Linked DNA regions of Mus musculus: all the other regions are linked to region 3. Evidence: chromatin loops called from intact Hi-C (ENCODE). Cell type or tissue: heart. All regions are shown on one strand.

The links. A loop is a pair of places that touch in the nucleus more often than their neighbours do. Peaks named below come from ENCODE experiments on the same cell type or tissue, not always from the same donor. Only the 100,000 strongest peaks of a DNase experiment are listed, where the experiment ranks them.
Region 1: a loop joins it to region 3, with 6 times the contacts of the local background. A loop is called at or near these places in 32 of 42 quality-filtered maps.
Region 2: a loop joins it to region 3, with 4 times the contacts of the local background. A loop is called at or near these places in 4 of 42 quality-filtered maps.

What each region holds. Positions count from the first base shown.
Region 1 is chr13:64,305,691-64,313,690 of GRCm38, reverse strand. Prxl2c (peroxiredoxin like 2C) reads left to right here and starts at 981. Exons shown (of 6, transcript NM_025370.3): 1 at 981-1,198; 2 at 1,356-1,424; 3 at 4,545-4,598; 4 at 4,764-4,869. The coding sequence starts at 1,007. In heart, CTCF peaks have their summits at 853, 1,566, 4,447 and 7,356 (motif pointing right); DNase peaks (open chromatin) are centred at 980, 1,430 and 3,670; H3K4me3 peaks cover 2,429 bases; H3K27ac peaks cover 2,934 bases.
Region 2 is chr13:64,177,300-64,185,299 of GRCm38, reverse strand. It overlaps Habp4 (hyaluronic acid binding protein 4), which reads right to left. Exons shown (of 8, transcript NM_019986.3): 6 at 3,022-3,193; 7 at 542-727; 8 at 1-27. Among named protein-coding and RNA genes, the nearest start is that of Habp4, 19 kb to the right of the region's middle. In heart, CTCF peaks have their summits at 4,166 (motif pointing left) and 4,813 (motif pointing left); no DNase peak of the experiment used is centred here; H3K27ac peaks cover 619 bases.
Region 3 is chr13:64,245,919-64,253,918 of GRCm38, reverse strand. It overlaps Cdc14b (CDC14 cell division cycle 14B), which reads left to right. Exons shown (of 14, transcript NM_172587.3): 2 at 6,601-6,691; 3 at 7,319-7,394. 1810034E14Rik (RIKEN cDNA 1810034E14 gene) reads right to left here and starts at 5,219. Exons shown (of 3, transcript NR_045798.1): 1 at 4,716-5,219. In heart, CTCF peaks have their summits at 3,362 (motif pointing left) and 4,892 (motif pointing left); DNase peaks (open chromatin) are centred at 1,538, 4,928 and 5,288; H3K4me3 peaks cover 1,779 bases; H3K27ac peaks cover 2,031 bases.

The DNA.
Region 1 (8,000 bases), 60 kb before region 3:
TTGCCATGAGTTCAATATTTGGGATCCACACGATGGAAGCAGAGAGCCAACTTCCAAAAGTCCTTCGACTTCCACACACAAGAGGAACTTGTATATACCCACAAAGAGACAACACACACACACACAAAATAAATAAAATGTAATTTAAGTTTTATTTGTTATTTTTTTTTTTTTTGAGACAGGGTTTCTCTGTGTAGTCCTGGCTGTCCTAGACCTGTCTTGTAGACCAGGCTGGCTTCGAATTCAGCCATCTGCCTGCTTCTGCCTCCCAAGTGCTGGAATTAAAGCGTGCACCACCACAGCCTCAGCTATTAATCTAAAAATTTTAATGAACTGTTATTTTTAATTTCTTCCTCCCCACCCACTCCTCCTCTGTCTCTCTCTCTCCATTCCTCTGTCACTCTTTCTGTGTGAGTGCAGATGCCTGCAGAATCCCCAAGAAAGTGTCAAGAGTTACAGGCAGTTATGAACATTTGATGTGGGAACTGAGAATCTAACTTGGGTCCTCTTTCAGAGCAGTAGGCACTCTGAACAGTGCCTACTGTGGGTGCCAGAGTATCAGATACCCTGAGACTAGAGTTGTGAGCTGCTATGTGGATGCTGGAAACTGAACCCCCTGGTTCTCTACCAGATAAGCCAGGGCTGTTAACCCCTGATCTATCTTTCCAGTCCTTCTTCAGCATTTCCTGTGTTACGACTGTAAAGAATATGATTTTTATTGGAAAGTGTTGTAGGCAGTAGAAAGAGGGAGTGCCTCAGCCGCACCTCCCATAGCACTGTCCCCTCCCTTGGTATTCAAACTGGAAGAACGGTTTGGAGTGTTTTCCTTCTGTAGCTCCGTAGCGTCCCTTGTGGCCACGCCTCCGAAGGGTCGGCCCCGCGTGGCCCCGCCTCCAGTCCCCTCCTCACCCTCGTGACCCCGCCTTTCCAGTCTCAGCCCCGCCCCTCCCCCTTAACCCCGCCCCCCGCGGTCGGTGGCTGACCTGAGCGGTCGCCCTCCTCCGCGATGGCCGCGCCGGTGACGCGGCAGGTCAGCGGCTGCGCAGGCCGGGTCCCGAGCCCGGCTGGCTCGGTCACAGAGCGCGGGCAGCCGCTAGCGGCCGCCGTAGCGGAGCTGCCCGTGCTGGACGCGTCTGGGAGACGGGTGACGTTCGGAGCGCTGTTCCGAGAGCGGCGAGCCGTGGTGGTGTTTGTGAGGGTGAGCACGGGTAGGGCGGGAGGGGAAGTGCCTCTCGTTGGCCGCCCAGATCCTGGGCCGCGGCGGGTGCAGCACCTCGCCTGGAACCGACCGCCCGGACCTTCTGGAACCTGGCTGCTACCTTGTTGACGTGCTCTTCTGCATGGTTGCCTTTCAGCATTTCTTGTGTTACGTCTGTAAAGAATATGTCGAAGATCTGGCCAAAATCCCCAAGAGCGTCCTCCGAGTAAGTTTCCCGAGTGAGCAACAGCGGCCGATGCAGTGGGGGTGAGCTGTGGGTGGGTGGCCCCTCCTTCATCCTCTGGGGCTGCTGAGACCCACGGGGGTCTATTTCTGTCCTAATGCGCTCTTTTGCGCCCTCTTGGGATCGGACTACCATAATTTTACCTGGTAAAAATGCCTGTGTCAAAATGTTGCGTAAGAACGCAAAAAATCAAAACACAGACAGCAACTGTGTTTACAACCCAAATAGTAATCCATTATAGGAAAATGTAACGTATATTAAAAGTGCAGCTTTGCGTTTTTCTTCAGTCGCCAGAAGAGCTTTGTAACTGAAGACACTGGGCATTTGTAAAACTAAGATCTATTTTCAGCACACATTTACAGGATGAGTGAGGAAAAAATTAAAAACTTCTGCCTGCCCTTCTATTCCTTTTGTTTATAATACACTGAAGCATCTTTGCGTTGTAAACATTTTTAATATTGTTGGCATAAGTTACTCAGCATAAAGAGAAATGGGTCTCGTGATATTTTCATACATGCCTATTCTGTTATTATATGTGGTCACCCCTTCTTGCTGCTTCCCTCCTCCAGAGCCACACTGGTCATCTTTGTCTTCTTAATATTCCTTTACCCTCTCATTCCCTCATGCATCTAGACCTCATCCTCACAACACCCTTTCTACTCTACATAAATATGTGCATATAAACTTAAGCCTAGTTCTGCATGTGAGAGAAAACAATACTATATTTGTCTGTCTGTGGCTTGTTTGACTTGGCATAATGTCCATTTCCACTCATTTCCTGCAGTTCATAAACATTACCTCATTCTTCATAACTGATTACATTTCCCAGTGTGTGTGTATGTGTGCGTTTATGTGTGTATGTGATGTGGGGGGTTGTTGTTGTTGGGTTGTTTGGGTTTTTTTTGTACATGCATCTGCTGGCAGATACCCACACTGGTTCTGTATTGTGAATAATGAAGCAATAAACATGATGTGTATGTGCTTACAAAGAACATATAAAGATTATTTTATTTATATGAGTACACTGTCACTGTCTTCAGAAACACCAGAAGAGGGCATCCTATCTCATTACAGATGGTTGTGAGCCACTATGTGGTTGCTGGGAACTGAACTCAGGACCTCTGGAATAGCAGTCAGTGTTCTTAACCATTGAGCCATCTCTCCAGCCCTCACAAAGAACATTTAAAGTAGATGGCTTTTGGTGATTTTGGAGTAGCACATTACTAGTAACTGTGTCACTGTGCTGGACAGCACATTTCTAAAAGGATCCCTCTTGCTCATGTCTCCCTGAAATTGTACCCTTTGAGCACGTTTCAGTGTGTTCCACCCCCTTTCTCCCAGCCCGTGGTAGCCACTGTTTTGTTCTCTACTTCCATGAGTTATAATGTTTGACTCCGTATGTATTCCGTGTGAGGTCATCCAGTGTTTGTCTTTCTGTCCCTGGCTTATTTCACTCAGCAGAATGGCCTCCATGTTTTACAGATAACAAAAACAAACAAACCCCTCAGCCAGGCTTGCTGGCCCATGCCTTTAATGCCAGCACTCAGGAAGCAGAGAGAGGCAGGAGTAGCTCTGAAAGTTAGAGAGCAGCCTGGCCTACAAATCAAATCTAGGACCGCCAGGGCTCTTACACAGAGAAACCCTGTTTCGGAAAAACCAGAACCAATTTCTTTTTTATGGTTGGATGCTACTTCTTGGGGTACCACACTTTATGCATTTGTCCACTGATGGACACCTGAGTTGCTTCCTCACCTCAGCTGGTGTTGACGGTGCTACGGTGAACATGGAAGTGTGGGGTTTCTTTGGCGTGCTCATTTTAATTCTTTCGGCTGTGTCACCCACAGTAGCAGTTCTGAATCACGTGGCAGTTCTCTTTAAGTTTTGGAAGAACCCTTGTACTGCCCTGATTGTAGAAGCTGTTCAGTTCATTCTTACCAGCACCGTGTAAAGATCCTCTTTGTTCCATGTCCTCACCGATACTTCCTTCTGTTTGATTAGTAGCATCTCTCCTAGGGTGAAGGAATACCTCATTTCTGTTTTCATGTCTCTAATGATAAGCGATGCTCAACAGTTTGTGTCGAGAGTGTACAAATTTGTGCACGTGGGTGTACAAGTTTGCACATGCATGTGCGTGAAGGCCAGAGGGTAAACCACAAGTGTTGCTCCTCAGGGGCTATTCGTGGTTTTTATGTAACATCTCGCTGGTCTGGAGCTTGCTGATATGAATGGACTGACTGGACGGGGAGCGACAGGATCCACCTGCTTCCTCCTCTGTCTTGCTGGGGTTTTGTGGGGTTTTGCACACACGTGCAGCTGCACTAGCCTTTGTGCATGGATTCTGGGGACAGAACTCAGATCCTCAGCAAGCACTTTACCCCCCCGAACCATCTCCCCAGCCCGAGAATGATTTCACACGGCTTCTGGCTTAGTCCTTGGTTGTTAGAGGTCAAATCTCAGAACCTGAGAGTACTAGACAGGTCCTGATCCCTATCCCATTTTTGGTCCATTTTTAAAAACTGGATTGTCTTCTTGCTGTATTTGAATTTGTAACATAGACTTCATAGGTCTTTTTGACAAGTGCCTACTTTGCATAGGTTTTCTTAGTCCAGTCAGTGGGTTGTGTCTTTTCTCTGTCGTTTTCCTTTGCTATAAGGAATACACAACCTTCTTGGTGTGTTAACTTTCGTTTCTGTGTCTTATTGACTTATATGTGCAAGTGTGGAGGTCAGGCAGCTCGCAGGAGTCAGTTCTCCCCACCACGTGGGTCCCTGAGATGGAACTCAGGTCAGCAGGCACAACAGCACCTTTACTCACCGAGCCAGACCACTGCTACACAAGTGCTACTGAGCTTCCCTCTGCGTTTCCTTCTAATAGTTTTATGTTTGACTCTTAGGCCTTGAAATTCTTACCTAGAGAAAACAAATCATCTGAGTTACTCAAATATCGTAGTATGCATTTCTTTCTACTCAAGCAATTTTGTTTTCTATTCTCTTCGAAGCCTATAGGTGGCATTAGAACAAAATGAAAGAATTGCTTTAGGGAAAGTTCTTTCGAATACACATAGTTTCTAATAATATGTACTTGTCCTTCTTCCTCCCAAAGGAAGCAGATGTCACCCTCATAGTGATTGGACAATCATCATACCATCATATTGAGGTAACTATCTAGCAAACTGAGGGGCCACTGTTTTAAATAGGTTTCAGATACAAAATTACATTTGTTGAGCTGAGTATAGGCTCCTTGGCAGAAAGCTAGGTTGTCCTTATTTGTCTCTCATTTGTTCTCATGAGAAATTCCAATTATTTTATTCTCTTTTTTTAGCCTTTCTGCAAACTGACTGGATATTCTCATGAAATCTATGTTGATCCTGAGAGAGAAATTTACAAAAGATTGGGAATGAAAAGAGGTGAAGAAATTTCCTCCTCTGGTAAGACATGTTTCACTTGTGATATGATTCTCTCAGACACATGTGTCTTCTCATACTAGGAGTTGTACATGGCAAGGCTGTGTTCAATAGTCTTTGTGACAAAATAGTTATCCAAGGGGCTGGTGAGTTGGCTTAATGGTCAAGGGCACGTGCTGCTATTTCAGAGGACCTAGGTTCAGGTCCCAACACCCACACACTGGCTTACAACAACCTGGAACTCCAGTTCTGAGGGATCTGACACCCTCTCCTGGTGTCCAAGGGCTCCTGTACACATGAACACATATACACATACACACCTCTATATGATTTTTTAGATAATAATAAATAATCCAAAGGCTTTTCTGAGATTCAGGCTTCGAACTGTCAGCTCCCTGTAAAATAAATTATTTTTAAAATTTTACACATTTTCAATATACAGTGGTGTAGAGTAAATACTTTCATTTGAGAAAAAAGGAATGATAATGGGTGTCTTAGGGTTTCTTTTGTGGTGATAAACACCATCACCAAACATAACTTGGTGAGGAAAGGGTTTATTTTGTCTTATACTTACACATCACAGTCCGTCAATGAAGCAAGTCGGGGCATGAACTTAAGGCAAGGACCTGGAGGCAGGAAGTGAAACAGGAGCCATAGAGGAGCACTGCTGACTGGCTTGTCCCCATAGCTTGGTCAGCCTGCTTTTCTGTACAGCCTAGGAGCACTCACCCAAAAGTAGTCCCACCCACAATGAGACAGACTTTCCCACACCAATCATCTATTAAGATGTCCTACAGACTTGCTTACAGACCAGTCTTATTGAAGAGGGATTTTCTCAGTCAAGATTCCTTCATCTCAGATATTTTTTTGTGTCAGGTTGATAAAAACTAACCAAGACAGCAAGGAAAGACCAAATTACAGCAGGACTAATACCAAAAGCCAAACTCCATGTCCCTCACCTGGAACTCTTGGTGGAGTCCTGCGCTCCAATAAGCCTAGACAGCCCCACCCATCCATTTCTGCTGTCTGCAGCATGTGTTGCCCTTCTGCTGAGCTGGCTCCACTCTATGTGGGAGGCTTTCTTTAGCAGATGTCCCACAGTCCTGGCGTCTGTAGTATCCTGGGATCCCCATTGCAACATCGTAAGCTTTACCTTCACAGCTCTATGGGGTGGCCTTTCAAGCCACTTGCAGGAATGTGACACTGCTACACATGGCCTGGCCCCAGCAGCTCTGTGGGACATTGGTGCAAGCTGTCACGGTCCCATAACTTCTGCATTTCTCATGTTTACAACCGCCACAGTCAGTGCTGCCCAGTTCTCTGCCAGTTCACATTGCAGGCTGACTCCCTTCTACAGTAGTGATGATGACCTGAGCCTCAGTGGTTGAACCAGGTCCCTAAGCCGTTCTTTTAGGGCAGAGAACCCCTCAGTAGTACTGTCAGCGCGGGCTCTTCTTCAGGTGGACTTATATCTCCTTAAGCCCGAGCCTCCAGTCTTGGGGTCCTGTCCTCCAAGCACCTCACCTCCTTAGCAGTCACATCGTCCTTCTCTGCACAGGACTTGTCTGTAGAATTTGCTCACACCCTCTTTTTTGCTATGTCATGTCTCTGCCCTCCCTCTGACTGCACGGCTGATGGGGAAGAGTGAATTGTAACCATGCACAGCTTGTACTAACGTTACCTGTGTTACCTGTTGTGAGACGGCTTCGGCCTGACAACCTAGTCCATTACCTTTGAGTTCAACCTTGCTTTTTTTTTTTTTTTTTTTTTTTTTTTTCTCCAGGAGGTGGGCATAGTGTAGCCAGATTCTTTGTCAGAGTGTGACACTAATGGTCAGTAGCCCTGTTCCCACTTAAGTCCTGTTCTCCTTTATGCCTCAGGAGCCAGGCTTCCACAGTTTGTGTGTTTCTCCTGGCATTCTGGTCTTCCTGGGTTTTTGTTGTTGTTTTGTTTTTTTCTTTATTTCATTTCAAATGCTATCCCCTTTCCTAGTTTCCTCTCTGAAAATCCCCCCTCCCCCTGCTCCCCAACCCACCCACTCCCGCTTCCTGGCCCTGGCATTCCCCTGTACCGGGGCATATGATCGTCACAAGACCAAGGGCCTCTCCTCCCACTGATGGCCGACTAGGCCATCCTCTGCTACATATGCAGCAGCTAGAGACACAAATCCCACCATATGTTTTCTTTGATTGGTGTTTTAGTCCCAGAGAGCTCTGGGGGTTCTGGTCTTCCTGTTAAGCTCCGATTCTTTAGGAAGTTCCTTATAACCCACAGCAAATAACGTGGGGGCGGGGAGGGGGGCATTGGATGAACAAGCAGCCAGGAGAAAAGTGTTCTCTTTAGTCCTGTTTTTTGTGAAAACAAAAACAATTTCCACAAAGACTTCTAGTATTTATTTTTATATTTAAGGGAAAAGGTTCTAGAAGATATTACAGTATTCACCTCAAAGTTGAAGTGAGAAAATTGGCATTTTGAGAGGACCAGAGAAGCCTTGTATATGCTAGGCAAGCTGTCTGCCACCAGGTGGCACCCTAGCCAACCTTTCATCAGGGCATCTTACTTCCATGATTAATATAAAAACATGGTGAGTTTACATGCTTTTGTGACTCAGTGCCAGTCAGCTTCCCAGTAACAGTTGAAGCAGAGAGCGAGGCTTCTCTTCCTGTACTGTAATGATCCCTTGCAGCTCACTGTATGCCCACTGGACCACGAGTTATAGAGTTCTATGTTATTCAACGTTGCATTGCCCACATTCCCTACTCTTGCTATAACTTCAGTGTGCTTAGTAGACCTTAACAAGCATTAGCAACTCCCAATGGAGGAGCTAGAGAAAGAACCCAAGGAGCTAAAGGGATCTGCAACCCTATAGGTGGAACAACATTATGAACTAACCAGTACCCCGGAGCTCTTGACTCTAGCTGCATATGTATCAAAAGATGGCCTAGTCGGCCATCACTGGAAAGAGAGGCCCATTGGACACGCAAACTTTATATGCCCCAGTACAGGGGAACGCCAGGGCCAAAAAGGGGGAGTGGGTGGGCAGGGGAGTGGGGGTGGGTGGGTATGGGGGACTTTTGGTATAGCATTGGAAATGTAAATGAGCTAAATACCTAATAAAAAATGGAAAAAAAATAAAAAAGAAAAAAAACAAGCAT
Region 2 (8,000 bases), 69 kb after region 3:
ATCCGGGTTGGGAGCAACATCTTGGGTCTAAAAAAAAAAAAGAGAGAGAGAGAGGTCTTTATTCTTTACTTCTGTGCATTGGTGTTTTGTCTCGAGTGTACATCTGTGTGAAGGTGTTGGAACCTCTGGAACTAGAGTTACAGACAGTACACTGGTGTACATACTCATAAACCTAAAAAAGTAACTGTTTATTACATGCGAGGTACCCACCAAGGTAAGCAAAGGATGAAGTCACACAGCTTCTCACGGAGAGCTAGTGTTTTAGGTAAAGACATGAAGTGGGGAATTTAAGTCATAGAAGTCCAGTGTTAAGCAAGGTTTTTCTGGAAAGAGCTCTCTCTGCCATGAGCCTCAGCGTGACAGGCAGATGTGACACCCGTGGCCCGCCTGAGAGAATTGTGATTATGTCAGTAAAGTGACACTGTTCAAAATTGCTCCAGATCAGACTCTAGGAGGCAACCACAAAATCAGACCACTGTAGCCCAAAGCAGTTGCCCTCTCCTTCAGCAAGCCGTCAGGGATTTACAATACAGCCACTTACCACCACTTCTGCACGGGGGCCATAGTTCTCTGTTCTTCTCATTCTCCCTCGGCCTCCCCGGGTGCTGCCTCTGGCTCCCCGACCAGGGCGAGGGAGGTTACCAAAGTTAATCTCCAGCTGGGATGTGATGTCATTGGCAGCTTTCCGGAAGACGTGAGACTCATCCTCATAGTCCTCCTTCACCATCTGAAAGAGTTATAGGGTCAGACGGGCACAGGCGCAGCCATCTCCACAGATGCACATTTTTAATGTGCTGCCCTGGTGGTCTGTGTGACCCTGTGGACTAGGAAGACCCTGGATGTGTCCCAGCCCTGAACACTAAGACACTGTCTAACACAAGCAAAACAATACTTCAGACTGGCATGAAACTTTGGCGATCTTGCACTCAGGGTCCCAAGCACCGGGAATATATGCATCAGATCCTAGTTAGTCTATTCAGGTAGAAGTAAGTCCTGCTGGATGCGGTGGCTCGCGCCTTTAGTCCCAACATTTAGGAGACTGAGGTAGGTGAATCTCTGAGTTTATGAGTCCAGCTTGGTCTACAGAGTGAGTTCCAGGACAAGCAGGACTATACAGAGATACCCCGTCTTGAAAAAACAAAACCACAAAAGATTTGGCTCATGCTTTTTAAGAACAATCCCTGGCTAAATTCTGCAATGACCAGAAGATTAACATAAAGACATTCACTTTATTGAAACCAAACTAATGAAGCTCGGTGACTCAGCTAACTTGGTTACCTCAAATATTCCAATAGATCTCTGGAGCCAGGAAGATGGATCTGATGTGGTTTGAGGAACTGGCTTCTATTTTTACCTGTTTCCCAGCCTGATGGCACAGTGGTTTCACAGGAAGCTTTATCCTGTCTCTGGTGGAACATCCCAAAACGTGTTAGTAATGTGTCTTAGACTTTGAACTGACCAAATAGAGGACAGTGAGTATGCTGTGTCACCAGTCATGACTGACCAAAGTGCACCTGGAAACTGCCATGATGTGGATCTCAAAGGACCCATAGTGATGGTCTTGGCGGGTGGTGCAATCGTAAAGAGGTGAGGCATGATAGAGGCTGTGTTCTGGATAGAGACACTTGGACACGTGGCTGGTTTTGGGCCACAGTCTGGCAAGCAAATAAGGTTTTCTGCCATCTGTTTGCATTTTTGATGTGACAGGCCCAAAGCCACTGGGCCACACAACCTGAGGCTGAACCAAAGCTTTTCTCACTATAAATGACCTCAGGCATTTTTCAACAGTGCTAGAAATCTAACAAACTTCTGACTGCAAGTCAGGGAGTAATATCCAGCAGGGAAGACGACTGTTCATCACAGCCATCTGCATGGTTTCATGCTGTGACTGACAACAGGAATTCTTACATTCTACACCCGGGTGCTTCAGAGTTCCTTTAACTTCAGCAACAAACAAACAAATGCAATTAAATGACTGATGCTTTTCCCTGGAATATCTCGGTTCAGGCATCTGGTAAAAAGTCTGATGTTGGTCTCTGGAAACAGAACCACGTTGGTAACGTGCTTGCATAGGGACTTGAGTTTATATGCCCAACACTCAATCAAAAAGCTGACTGTGGCAGGGCACATCTATAGCTGCAGCACCAGGGAGGCAAAGACAGTCTTCTTGGAGCTCACTAGCCAGTCTAGTTGCATTGGTGAGGCCCAGGTTCACTGAGATCTTGTCTCGGAAAATAAAAGTGGAGAGTGACAGGCACACGTGTACACACACAGGGATAGAGCTGTATAGAAACCATGCAGAACAATAAGGTCTGCACAACACTGAAGTCCTTAATAATGCCTTCAGGACAGCTGGTTGTGGAATGGTGTCTGACCGTGCTATCAGCAGGCCAGGGGCTTCTCTTTTGTTTCTAGAGCTGGGCAGAGGAAGCAGGGCTATTAAAATACTGTACAAAGGGATCACAGAACTTATGTTCCCAGCTATTGCTTCAACTGATCAACTGACCCATTGGAAGATAAGCACTCATGGTGGTGCACAGCTCAGGGTGCTGAAGCAGGAGGATAGTTTTAATACCAGACCAGGTGACACACTAAAGTCTAAAACCAAAGGACCTGAGAGGATTGCATTCTGATCATCAAAAGGCAGAGCCAGTAATGTTCAAAACATCTCCTCTGTGCCTCTTTCACTGAGAGACCAGACTTTCAAGGCTTCCAGAGAATGTGTAGTACCTGACTGTGCACATGCCAAGTTCTAGTCCTTTCCATCATCCTTGATGAAGCTTGAACAGAAACAAGAATGCCAAGCGGCAGGCCAGCAAGATGGCTAAGTGGGCACCAAGTCTCTATTCCTGACAACCACAGGTTTGACATGTACTCCTCAAATACAAAATAAATGTTTTGGTGGTGGGGAGAGGAGAACAAGAATGCCAAATAGCAAGGTCCTATTTCCACACCCACTGAGACTGGGCTATTATGTGCCTCATGAGGTCAACAGTACAGATTCCCCTGAGACAAGCTTACATCGTCTCTGTATCTGGACTTGTGAATCACCACTGCCTTGGAAGGAACTGTGGACTCTGGCTTCCGAATATTGAACTCAGGCTTTGGTCTGGTTTGTTCTTGAAGGTTTTTCCACTCATCTAAGGTCATCTCTTGGACTTGGTTTTCCTCTTCTACCTCCAACTCAGGAACTCTGAAAAGATACATAATCATAAGAAAGACATTTTTTTTGGGGGGGGCTGGTGGGACCAAATGTCTACTTCAGAAAAGCAAGTTATACTTTTGTGGGACTGTATTGGAAATGTAAATAAGGTTAAAGGTGACCCCAAGCCCTCGGGGTCACGTCTTGTGAGTTCTCTCTACCATCCTATGCCTTCTGCCAACTGCAGGAACAGTCTGTGCTTCACAACAGTCTGGAAATGATGTCATCAGTCATCTCTATCACACTGCACCACCATGGACCCTTCCTGAAGGCAGATGGGCAGTATGAGAACTGTGGGAGAAAATAAGAGATGCTGTGGACACAAGGTAATTGGGAACCACCGACAGAAGTCTTAAAGGAATGGGTCACAGTGCCCACTTTTATAAATCTCTTTAGTTGGTTCTAAAAGGAAAAAAAAATGGTATTTCAGACTTTCTCCAGGCCCATGCCCCAAGCCTCTTCCTTATCACGCCTTTTTTTTTTCTACATTTGTCTGATAACTTCATCATGAGAACCTGTTGAAACGGTTTTCATGTTTTCCCCTCTTCTCTGACTCATGGTTTTAAGTGAGGTTTAGTGATTTATTTTATTTTATGTACACTGGTGATTTGACTGCATGTCTGTCTGTATAAGGGTGTTGGATCTCCTGGAACTGGAGTTACAGACAGTTGTGAGCTGCCATGTTGGTGCTGGGAATTGAACTGGGGTCCTCTGGAAGAGCAGCCAGTGTTAACCACTGAGCCAACTCTCTAGCCCTCTGAAGTGAAGTTTTAATTGTAGACTTTTTTTATATATTGAGAGAGAGTGCTAAGAGTGGAGCTCAGGGACTCCCATGTGCTAAGCAAGTGTTCTAGCCCCATCCTAGCTAACAATTCGAAATGTTTAAAGCAGGCTGGAGAGATGGCTCAGAGGAGGAATTAGGAAGACCTTAGTCCAAATCCCCAGCATCTTGTGCCCTCTTCTGGCTTCTTCAGGTATTGCATGCATGAGGCAAGATAACACAAGTTAAAAGCTTTTCAAATGTCCACTCTGTTAATCATCAGAGAAATGTGGCGCAACCCACGAGGAGTTACACCATTCCATATCCAATGGTCAGCTAGTATCAAAAGGTCAGTCAGGGTATGGAGAGATGGTTCATCAGTTAAGAGCACTTGCTGTTCTTGCTGAAGACTTTGGGTTTGGGTCTTAGCATCCACTTGGTGGCTCACAAGCAGCTGTAGATTTGGTTCAAAGGAATCTACTGCTCTTTTCTGGTGCCACAGGTACCAGGCATTCATGTGGTGCACACACACACACACACAGAGAGACAAAACATTCATACATGTAATTTTTAAAGAAAGAAAAGGGGAGTGTCTTTAAAGGCAATTAACAAGTTTTGACAAAGATTTTTTTTTTTTTTTTTTGGCTGGTGGGACCAAGTGTCTACTTCAGAAAAGAAAGTTATACTTTTGTGGGACTGTATTGGGGATGTGATTATCAACGTAGAAAACAGTCTGGGGGGCCGGAGAGATGGCTCAGTGGTTAAGAGCACTGACTGCTCTTCCAGAGGGCCTAAATTCAATTCCCAGCAAGCACATGGTGGCTCACAACCATCTGTATTGGGATGTGGTGCCCTCTTCTGGTATGCAAGTGTACATGCAGACAGAGCACTCATACATAGAAAAAGGAAGGGAAAGGGGAAGGGGAAGGGGAAGGGGAAGGGGAAGGGGAAGGGGAAGGGACGGAACAGTCTGGTCTTCAATTTTTTTTACAGAGTCGGGTGTCATGGCTCACATCTTTAATCTCAGACCTAGGCAGGCAGAGACAAGTGGATCTCTATGAGTTTGGTGCCATCCTGGTCTACACATCAGGCTCCAGGACAGCTGGGACTGACTACACAGCAAGTTCCAAGACATAGAGATCTTGTCTCAAATTTTTTTTTTCTGGGGACAAGAGAGATGGCTTAGTGGTTAAGAACACTGGCTGCTCTTCCAGAGGATCTGGGTTCAATTCCCAGCAACCACATGGCAGCTCACAGCTGTCTGCAACTCTAGTTCCAGGGGATCCAACACCCTTATACAGACATACATGCAGTCAAATCACCAATGTGCATAAGACTAAAATTTTAAAAATTATTAAATTTTCTGAGAGTTCATATATGATCCAGGAATTTCATACCTGAGAGAAATGAGAACGCGCATCCCTATCAAACACATACATGAATGTTTACAGTGGCTGTTATGTACAGCAGCCTCAAACTGGAAACTATTAGCATGTCTGTCACCTGACAAGTAGATAAACAAAACAGGGATTTTAAAATATAGGCCATAACATGACAGAAATTTAGACATATGGCAAGTGAAATAAGCTAACGTGTCTTCTCTTTTCTGTGTAAGATTCCGTTTATATGATCGGAAGAGGCAAGCTCAAAGACAAAACAGGGCAGTGTAGCAGGTGCCCTCAAACATCAGAACACTGATGAGGAACAATTCAGCTGCTGTCAGAACACAGGGAAGGATGGGTGTGACACACCAGTAAATTGGCTAAGTTGGAAGAATAAGCATGCATTTCAGGTTGTTCACTAAAACACTGGCTTACAGGACTTTAAGCTCTTCCATCAAGTTCTAAGCCTGGGAGGTGAAGGTCCACTGTGGCGGAATGGGGAAAGCCCCAGTGTCAACTCAATCAGCCAGAGCTGGGGTGGCAGGTCATCGATCGTATCAAGAAACGGAATTCTTAAACCATCAACAATGACACAGCTGCTGGGAGATTAGTGTGATTTTAAAGTCTGACAGAGCCACAGAAACAAGAATTCTCCCTGAAGAGTCCTACATAACTCGCTTTCCCAGCTCATAGAAATGAGTGTGTCTGTGACTTTAGTTAACGCAGTCTAAATAGGCACGTTAACTGTGAATCCTATTTTAAAAACACATTCTTAGTTGTTTTGAGCAGTAAATTCACAGCTGTCACAACCGTCAGTCACTGTCACTCGTGTAAGAGATGTAGGGGGCCCCTCCCTCTCTCCTATTTGTAGATAGGAGCATAGCTGAGCATAAAACACAGCCCTCACAACTCCAGTTGATTATTCCTATTAACAAATGAGGGCAGATTAAATAACTGGATCAAACTGGCTCAGTCTGCTCTGGCAGCTGAAGGGGGAGAAAGGGAGAATCAGCAGCAGGGTGAAGGGCAAGAATTCAGCAAACAGGGAAGGGGGGGGGAGGATAAGGTGTGTTCAGAAACGTGAAGTAGGGAGCCACAAAATGAGTCCTGAGAAGGCACGAGAGTGGTCAAACATGAGGCACTGGAGGGGTCTGAAGGGGTCGGAGAATGTGACACTCAGAACGCCCACATGACAGCCACTCTGGTGCAGAGAGAGGCTCGGGAGCTGCAGTGACAGCTGGACGTCAGAAGTTTAGGCTGTGCCGGTGACAGGGATGATTAGGGACACAATGAAGGCCTGAATTGGGGGTAGGAGAGGACTGAAAACTGGACTTCCAAGGGAGACTTAGAGGTTTCTGCTTGGGGAAGCTGATGAGTGTTGATGCTGGTCCGGAGCACAGACACCTGCTGAGGCCCAGGGGGTTGTGGGGAAGCAGGCAAGCAGCTCAGTCATGCTGAGCATGAGGTATCAGTGGCGAAGCAGGCGTAGGTGTGCAGGAGACAGACACACAGACCTCGGACCTCGGACTCGGGTTGAAGGATGAAGGCAAAGATCTGTATTTTGGTGTCAAAACACACATATGACAATTCGAGAGCAGGGTACATAAGATCACATAAAGACGGAGAAAGAGAACAGGCCTGAGGCAAAACTCTAATGAGTTTCGAAGGAGATGCTCAAGGCAGAGGGAACCCAGAGCGCAGTTAGCCAGAGAGCTGAGCTTAAGTCAACACAGATTTAGGTTGAAGTGGCCGCTAGGCCTGGTGAGGTGAGGGGGGAGTATTCAGAGGGTGATGACGACACAAAGCAGGCCTGGAGTTATAGAAACAAGTGATGGAGGAATGAACACAGCTCCGTGTAGGGCTAAGGGGAGACTTTAACATGAGACTGCATACACTTCAACTGTCCAGAAGACCAGAGCTGGGGAAAAAGACATGTACAAACTGAGGGTTGAGAAGGTCAGTGGGAATGACCCAAAACTGGAAGAGGTGGGAGAAGAGATGGGAAAAGGGAAGACCATCAACTTCCCAGCTGTGGAATTTCCATGAGGTGTGGCAATGATGTGGGGAAGTGCTGTCAGGGTCTTGGAGAATCCATGAAGTAGTGATGCTGGACAGTGCTGGCTGGTCTTCTCAGAAAACTGGCTATCAACACCTTACCAGATGCTACCGAGGGGGCTGCAGAGATGGCTCAGAGGTTAAGAGCACTGACTGCTCTTCCAGAGGTTCTGAGGAGTTCAGTTCCCAGCAGCCCCCGGGGTGGCTCACAACCACCTGTAATGGGACCCGATGCCCTCTTCTGGTGTGTGTCTGAAGACAGCAAAGGTGTGCTCGCATATATAAAAATAAATAAATCTTTAAAAAGAAAAAATAAAGATGTTACCACGTGGCTAGTGAGATGGCTCGGTGGGTAACGCTGCTTGTTACACAAGCCTGGTGACCTGAGATTGAGCCCTGGAACCCACATCAAGGTGGAAGGCGAGAACCAACTCTACAAATTGTTCTCTGACCTCCGCGTGCACGTGCGATGCATATACACACACAATAGTAAGAAAGTAACCAAACCAAACCAAAAACCTTTGCAAAAGTTCCAAGCACCCTGTCTTGTGACTTGCTTGGCTATGGATTCTGACGGGGAGAAGGCTGAGTGAAGAGTTAC
Region 3 (8,000 bases):
TGAGGAGTAAGTGAATCCAAGGTCAGTTGCCATTATCAAGTTAAGTTAAGAAACACTGTGTTCTTTGCAATTTAGGGTAGGGCAGGTGTTTGGAAAGTCCCAAGGACACTGTTGGATAAGGAAGGGGCTTCTTAAAATTCCACAGAATAATGAGCCTCATTAGTGTATGACTTATAGGACATGGCCATAGTCAGTCAGCTTTAGGTCTGCATGTGTTCTTTCCCTGCCTGCAGTTTTTCTTTGAGGCCTTTATTACTTAAAGTCTTGTTTGCAGGAGGGTCAGGCTTCCACTTTGCCACTTTTCTGTGTTAGTGGACCGTTAATATTATTTTATGGTTCTTAGGAGTATAGGCATATGCTCATGGCTCTATTTCTTTCCCAACAAGCAGACGTAGTCTTTCTAATCTTAGCCATTCTAGCAGACGGACCGTGCTGCTTCCCCGTGATTGAATCTGCATTACTCTGACTTTGCATACTTCTTTTTCATGAACTACAGGCCATTTATTTTCTTTTGTTAACTATCTTCAAGTCTTTTGTTCCAGTTTCCATTTTAAAAAAATATAATGTATTAATCTATGTGCGCCACAGAAGAAAAACACAACAGTACTACCGTAGTAGTGTTTTTTAAATCACTCTGAATTTTTCTAAAGGAAAATTATCAGAATGGACTAGAATTGTGACTTGTCCAAATTGTTGTTTTGAGAGACTTTAAACATAGGAGATAAAGTATAATTAAGACCTTGCTTCTGATAAAGAAAGGCTCAGCTTTCTAGTCTGTGGGTGCAAACTCATATAGAGCTGGTGACTGAATGTGGGGGTTGGCTAATAGTAAAACGTTTCTAAAACGTGCAGCGAGTGAATATTGTAGTCTTTGCTTGTGTTGCTGCCTGTGTAGCTAGCTTCATTGCACCCTTTGGTTCTGAACTTGCAGTGGGACAGAATTGACAGTTTTTGAAATCTCCTGAAACTTATGCCGTTATTTATGTAAAATAGCATGTGTTCTTAGCACCAATGACTGTAAAATCAAAATGACTCCGAAGAAATCTTTCAGATGCTTTGTGTCCTGTAATATCAGATTATTTGCCCCCAAATCCTTTTTTGTTTGTTTGAAGACAGGGTTTCTCTGTGTTAAGCCCTGACTATTCTGGAACTCTCTTTGCAGACCCGGGTTTAAAGGTGTGCACCAGTATCACCCTCGCCAACAGTTTATTCACGTGAATGTAAAGAAGCACACCCAAAAATCTGTGGGCAAAGTGGTTTCCTGTAAGAAAGTTTAAGAGGGTCTGAAGTGAAGTTCTTTCAAAATGTTCCTTTAGGCAAGTCTTTATTTTGAAATGAGGTAAATATTGACATCCATCTTTCCCCCCCTCTGAAGTTATTACTTAAATAGAAAAATAAGACTCTGTTCAAGTTTCTGGCTTATAACTGTAGATGAGCATCCATCTGCCTAAAGTGCCCTGTATGTCTCTTCTGTGACTTCTCCCTGGGTCAGCTCTGACAGTTGTGCCTGATGGCCACGTGACATGCCTGCGGTAAAATCTGACCACACCCTCCTGCCCTACTATTCTGTCCGACTGAGTCAGTGTCCTCAGACTCGAGGATCCACCAGACTCTGCCTCCCCAGTGCCAGGAATGAAGGCATGCGTCATCACTGCTAGATTTTTATTGCTGTGCCATGACCAAAAGCAACTTGGAGAAAAAGGTTTATTTTAGCTTAAAACTTACAGGTCAAAGTCTTATCACTGAGGGAAGCCAGGGCAGGAACCTGGAGGCAGGAACTGAAGCAGAGACCGTGAAGGAGCTCTGCTTACCGGCTGCTGCTCATGTCTGTCTGTGTGTCTGTCTGTGTTGGTAATGGAGCCCCAGGCCTTTACTGAAGGGCAGCAGCACTGGGCTATACTTTTGCCGAATACTAAGGTCTTGTTTGTTTCTGAGACAAGGTCTTGTGTATCCCCAACTGGCCTGACCTCAAAGTTTATGTGGCTGAGTATGTCCTTGAACTCCTGTTCCTCCTGATCCCACTTCTTAAGTGCTGAGATTGCAGGTGTAGGACACCATGCTCAGTTTTCTATGGTGCTGGGCACAAACTCAGGCTTTTTGCACAGGCAAACAGCATCTCACTAAGCTGCATCTGCAGCTGACACTAGGATATGAACTGGACTTTTTCACATAGCCAGAATGCATGTGAGACGTGTTGGATAGCTGCAGTGAAGCTTCAGGGCCCCTTGTTTAAAAGATAAAAGATAGGGGAAGTCAATGTTTTTTCTCTCAGTCAGTGGTCATAAACTTCAGAAGTCACACAACAGGGCTGAAGGAGGGGACAGTAAGAGGTAGCTGACTAGAGGTAGCAACTGGCTAGAGAGACATTGTCCATTGAGAGTGAGTGGCTGATCTTTGGCCTTGGGTCTGTATGGGGAGATCTTAGTGGAAGAGCTGCTGCTGCATATACTATACTGAACAGGGGAGCTCAGCACACACAGGCTGACAGGGAAAGAAAGCTTCCTTTCTACCCAGAGGAATATGTTTTCCCGTGGTAAACTAATTCCAAGATGTTCTTAGTAAGTCCAAGTCTGTCTGGGTATAGATCCCTGGCAGAGCTCTCACTTGACAGTGCTTGCAACTGTTGGTTGCAAGTTAACTGGTTTAGTTCTCAGGCCTGAAGAAACCAGAAATTTGCAAAACCCAGGACTTTTTGTTGTTGCTAGAGACAGAATCTAGATGAGTACTCTGTACACCCCCAAGCCCCAAAGACTCGGGCGTGGTGGTACATGCCTTTAATTCCAGCACTTGGGAGGCAGAGGCAGGCGGATTTTTGAGTTCAAGGCCAGCCTGGTCTACAAAGTGAGTTCCAGGACAACCAGAGCTATGCAGAGAAACCCTGTCTCGAAAAAAAAAAAAAAAAAAAAAGGTTGTGTGAATCTGTGTGTGTTGTGGGGTCAGAGGATGACTCAGGAATTCATTCCGTCCTTCCACAGTGTGGATCCCAGGAATTGAACTCAAGTTGTTAGGCTTAATAGCAAATGCCTTAAGCCATTGAGACATCCTGCTACCCTGCTTCTTTTAGTTTGTAAAAAAGGTTTGTTTTTAAATCCTGAGGCTAGGTGTAGAGGCACACCTTTAATCCCAACACTCATGGAGGCAAAGCCAGGCTGATCTGTGTTAAAGGCTAGCCTGACCTACCTGTTAAGTTCCAGGACAGCCAGGGGGATATAGAGAGACACTGTCTCAAAAAAAAAAAAAAAAAAAAAAAAAAACAAAGCAAAAAATAACCAAAACAAAGTAAGCAAGCAAACAAAAGTCAAAATCGTGCAATTTCCAAAGATTAGAGAGTGCACACCTTTCAGTGTGTGGAGAGGGCCCTCTTCAGGCAGCCTCATGAAGTGCTTCACATCTCAATATGAATTTAGCTTTGAATAAACATTACCCTGCAAGCTTAGTTTTCAAAATCTTGCCCTTTTGAATAGATAATATGTAACCAAAAGTTCAAAAGCTATAAAAAGGCATAAATCTTTCTTACTCTCCTTTGTTTCATGCTGGGTCATCTGCTCTAAAAAATGCTAAAACTGCTTAACAATTTTCTGACTTAGGTGTCAGTAGTTGCAGGCACACAGGTTTTAAGGCACACATGGAAGGCATCCTCACGGGTAGGGGTGCTTGCAAGACGGCCTGATGACTTTAGGTTGGTCACTGGAACTCACAAGGTGGCAGGAGATGAAAGGACCTCAAAGAGTGGTCCTCTGACTGCCACACACACATAATAATGAAAAGAAAAAAAAAAACCTCAAACTTTAAAATGGCATTTCTGTAATTTTTGTAATAATATAATTGAAACTGGGTTTGCTTGGTGAATTTAGAATATTCTTGACTTGCTTATTGTTTATTACTGTGAAAACTAAGGAATGTATCGCCAGGGCGGTGGTGGCGCACGCCTTTAATCCCAGCACTTGGGAGGCAGAGGCAGGCGGATTTCTGAGTGTGAGGCCAAACTCAGGTCTACAGAGTGAGTTCTAGGACAGCCAGAGCTACAGGTACAAGTATAGAAAGAATCCGTGCCCCATACTGACTGCTGTGGGGTGTGTGTGTGTGACAGAGAGAGAGAGAGAGAGAGAGAGAGAGAGAGAGAGAGAGAGAGAGAGAGAGAGAGAGAGAGAGAGAGAGAGGTAGGTCATGATCTCAGTCTGATACATCTGAGATTCTAGAATAAGGTTAAGAAATATGCAGGTCTTTGGGGATCACAAATAATGTGTCATTTTTAGGAGAACTTGCCCTTTTCATTTTCTTTCAAGGGACTTTCATTGGCGACTTTTCACTTCTCAGCACTTTTCTGTAGAAAGTTTGGGAAAACTTGGGGAGGTAATAAAGATCTACAGACTCAGCACCATATGACACCCAACAAAAGTGGGGTCAACTCCATCCCATCCTGTGTGTTAACTTGTTCCCTTGAGATTAAGAACATAGACTGAAAACTGTGAATGGTTGCTAGGAAGCACATCAACTGTTTTGCTTTTAGACCATCCCCATACCTTTAACATAGCAAATGACCGGAGTATTACATTTATTTTAATTAAAAATTTGTGCGCCCTACCCCCACTGTGTGGGGAGGTCAGAGGATAACTTTGTAGAGTGGTTTCTGGGCATTAAACTCTGGTCCTCAGGCTTACAACATTGAAGGGCAAGTACTTTTACCTGATGAGTTTTCTTTAGGGGAGACTGACCTTGAACTCTTGATCTTCCTTCCTCTTTCTGCCTCCACGTACTGGATTATATTCATGTCCAACTCCAGCAGAGTCACTTGGCAGTTTCCGAACTCTGGTGCAAGAGCCCAGGTGCAGGCCTGTCTGATCTGAGCTGTGACTCTCCGTTGCTTGGGTCGGGGAGTGCCCCCTGGTGGCAGGCAGCGGTGGTGGGCGGGAGACCGAGTTTGTGGGGAAGGTTGCGCCGGCCTGGCCTCTAAATCCTTTATCACGCGTGCCTGGGTCGTACCGGCCAGCCGGTTTTGAGCTGGCCCAGTGTACCCAAAGCTAGCTTAGTCGCTCCCTTTTCAAGACATCTGGTCTCTGGCCGCGCGTGCCTGTGTGTCTGCTTTCTTCCTTTGCAGGACACTTGGACCTAGTTGCGTGTGCTCGTGGGCCAGGTCTCTTTCCTTCTCTCTTTCTCCCTCTGCAGGGCGGCTGACCTCTGGTCGCGCCTGCCCGTGGGCCTGGCCCCTTTTGCAGGAGACTGGCCCCTGGCTGCCCCAGGGACGTCCTAGAGTTTGGACTTCCGGGGTTGGCTCCCAGTCTGCTGCTTGTCACCCGCCAGGGCGTTTCCGTGCCCATGCATGGGCGCGGCCCTTTAAACTTCACTGTTTTTTAGACTTTGGGGGTGTGGTCACACTTTCTTTTTTTTTCTTCCCGTCCGTCCGTCGCGGTCATCCCAGACTCGCGGGTCCTTCTCTTGCCCTGCTTTCCAGATGCTTTGGAGTCATGAGACGGGAGGGCGCAGGGACCCCTCTGATGGCCGAGGTGATCCGAGGTGAGTGCACGGGGCAGGACTTAGGATGGCTGGAGGAGCGACTTGCTGCCCTAGGAGCCCAACTGGCCTCCTTTCTGGGTCCACTGACTTTGGGGGTAAACCTTAATGTGCCTTAATGTGCTTGTGACCCCTATGTCCTACAGCCTCTCCACCCACCCTGTGTGGGAGCTGGTGAAATTCCCAGTCCAGCCAAAGATCAAAGGTCATTTGTGATTAGAAAGGACAAAGCCCTGTCACCCATTTGAATGCGGCTGCAAGAAGTTTGTTGCATTTACTAGGAGATATTTGCAGCTGTTCTGAGAGAGGAGATACAGATTGGAAAGTTTAAAGTACCATTTGAGAAAAGGACGTCTCGGCTCTTGTTTCTTACCACTTTGATTTTTGCCATGTTTTGGGTGTAGGTATCTGAGTGCTGTTAAGATGTTGCCTTTTTCTGGGGGTTGGTGGGAATAAAGATGGATGGAGCCTTTGAACATCACTTCCCTTCTTGCTGAACTCCACAGCATCTGACTCATGCAACACAGATTCTACCCCAGTCTGGCCTCCCCTCACATTCACCTTGATTTTAAACAGCAATTTATAAGAAACCCAAAGCAGTGATTCCAATTTAAAAAATACGTATCTATGAGATTAATTGTATAAACATACCACCTTGTGTTCTATAGTTGTAAACAGCAACATGTATTTTCATGTATTGCTACATGTATTTTCAGTGTGTCATCGTAAACTTAATGCATGGTTATAGGCTAGCTATCAGAGGTATGCTGAATTTCCTGAAATTTCTTAGTCTAGTTGCTGCAGAAACTGAAACAGTACCACTACATGAAATAATCACCTACCACCATGGTCCTTACTAAGATTAAGACAATTTCTTCTTTAAAGCTTTGCTTATTTATTAATATTCACCAAAGAGACTTTTTGAAGTTACACATTGTCACCTCTGCCATCTGAAACATGGGGTGGGGTGGGGGGGACACAACAAAATCAAACAAGCCATCTTTGAATTCATCAGAAAGGAGTTGGGTCTTGGCTGGGGACACCTGTTTAAGAACTTGAAGAAAAGAACACTGCTGTTTTCCATTGCAGATCGCCTTTGTTTTGCCATTCTCTACAGCAGACCAAAGAGTGCAACAAACGAACATTATTTCAGCATAGATAACGAGCTAGAGTATGAGAAGTAAGTATTGCCTCTTGGAAGACTCAAACTTTTGAAATTTCCTCTGAGGAATCTCTAGGTATGTGTGCAGATGACATAGGCTTGGAAAAATTGTATATCTGAAAAACACTTGCAGCTGGGTGCTGTTTCAGATTCTTGGTTAAAAAAAAAAAGATCTTTGAGGATACAAAGAACCTCTATTTAAACCCTGATTAGTTATTCTTATAGTTTATACTATAGAGCTGTGTAAAATAAGAATGTGTAAAATACTGGTTTTGCTAGTGGATAATATGTCAAGAACAATTTTTTTTTTTAAATTGAGGTTAGTTATTCTACGATTGGTGTGTGTGTGTGTGTGTGTGTGTGTGTGTGTGTGTAGGGCTATGTTAGGGGGAGGTAACAAGATCTGGTGCAAGTAGCTGAGCTCTCTGCTAATGAGGTGCATAACTCTAGCTCACTTGTTGAATAATTATGTAGGTATTGTTTACCAGAATAATTCCTTCTGTTAGTATTAGTAGGGCAGGACCTTAGAATTGTATGGCCAGTGTTAATTTGGGTTGGTGGATGCCCTCTTGCCGTAATTTTAGGAGCGTTTACATTCAGAGCAGCTAAAACATGTATACTTGTTTCTATTTATTTTTTTTAAAGCTTCTATGCGGATTTTGGACCACTCAATCTGGCCATGGTTTACAGATATTGTTGCAAGATAAATAAGAAGCTCAAGGTAAATCTTTTAACTCAAGGTTTGACTGAAGTGATCAGATTCAAAACGGGAAAGAGTGCTTCTTCCTCTTACAAAACAAAACCGTTTGAGACCAGGTGTGCTGAGCACTCAGGCGAGAGATCCCAAGTTCAAGACAAGCCTGTGCTACACAGCAAGATCTTATCTTTAGAAAACAGAAAAAGTTTACCAAGACACCAGTTGCCTACTGAGTTATGTTTTAGGATGCTTTGAAAACGTAGCGAACGTTTAGAAGGTGTGGCGGAGCGCCCCCGGTAGTCTCAGTACTTGGAAGAAATAGCCGTGAGATCACTTGGTGCACAGCGGCTGTTTAAGACTGTACAGCCTGACCGACATTGTGAGATTTTCTAAGTGGTGTTTCTCATTGTGGGAGTATTTATTTAGATTGTGTACTTTTATTTTTCTGAGTCTGCAAAAAATGGCTCTGTAATCAAGAGTGCTGGATACTCTTTCAGAGACCCACACTGTACATCATGACTATCTGTCACTAGAGTTCTAGAGGACATGACACTACCTTCTGGCCTGTGTGCCTCTGCAAGCACATAGTACATTCATACGTGCATGCAAGCAGAAACACATGTTAAAAAT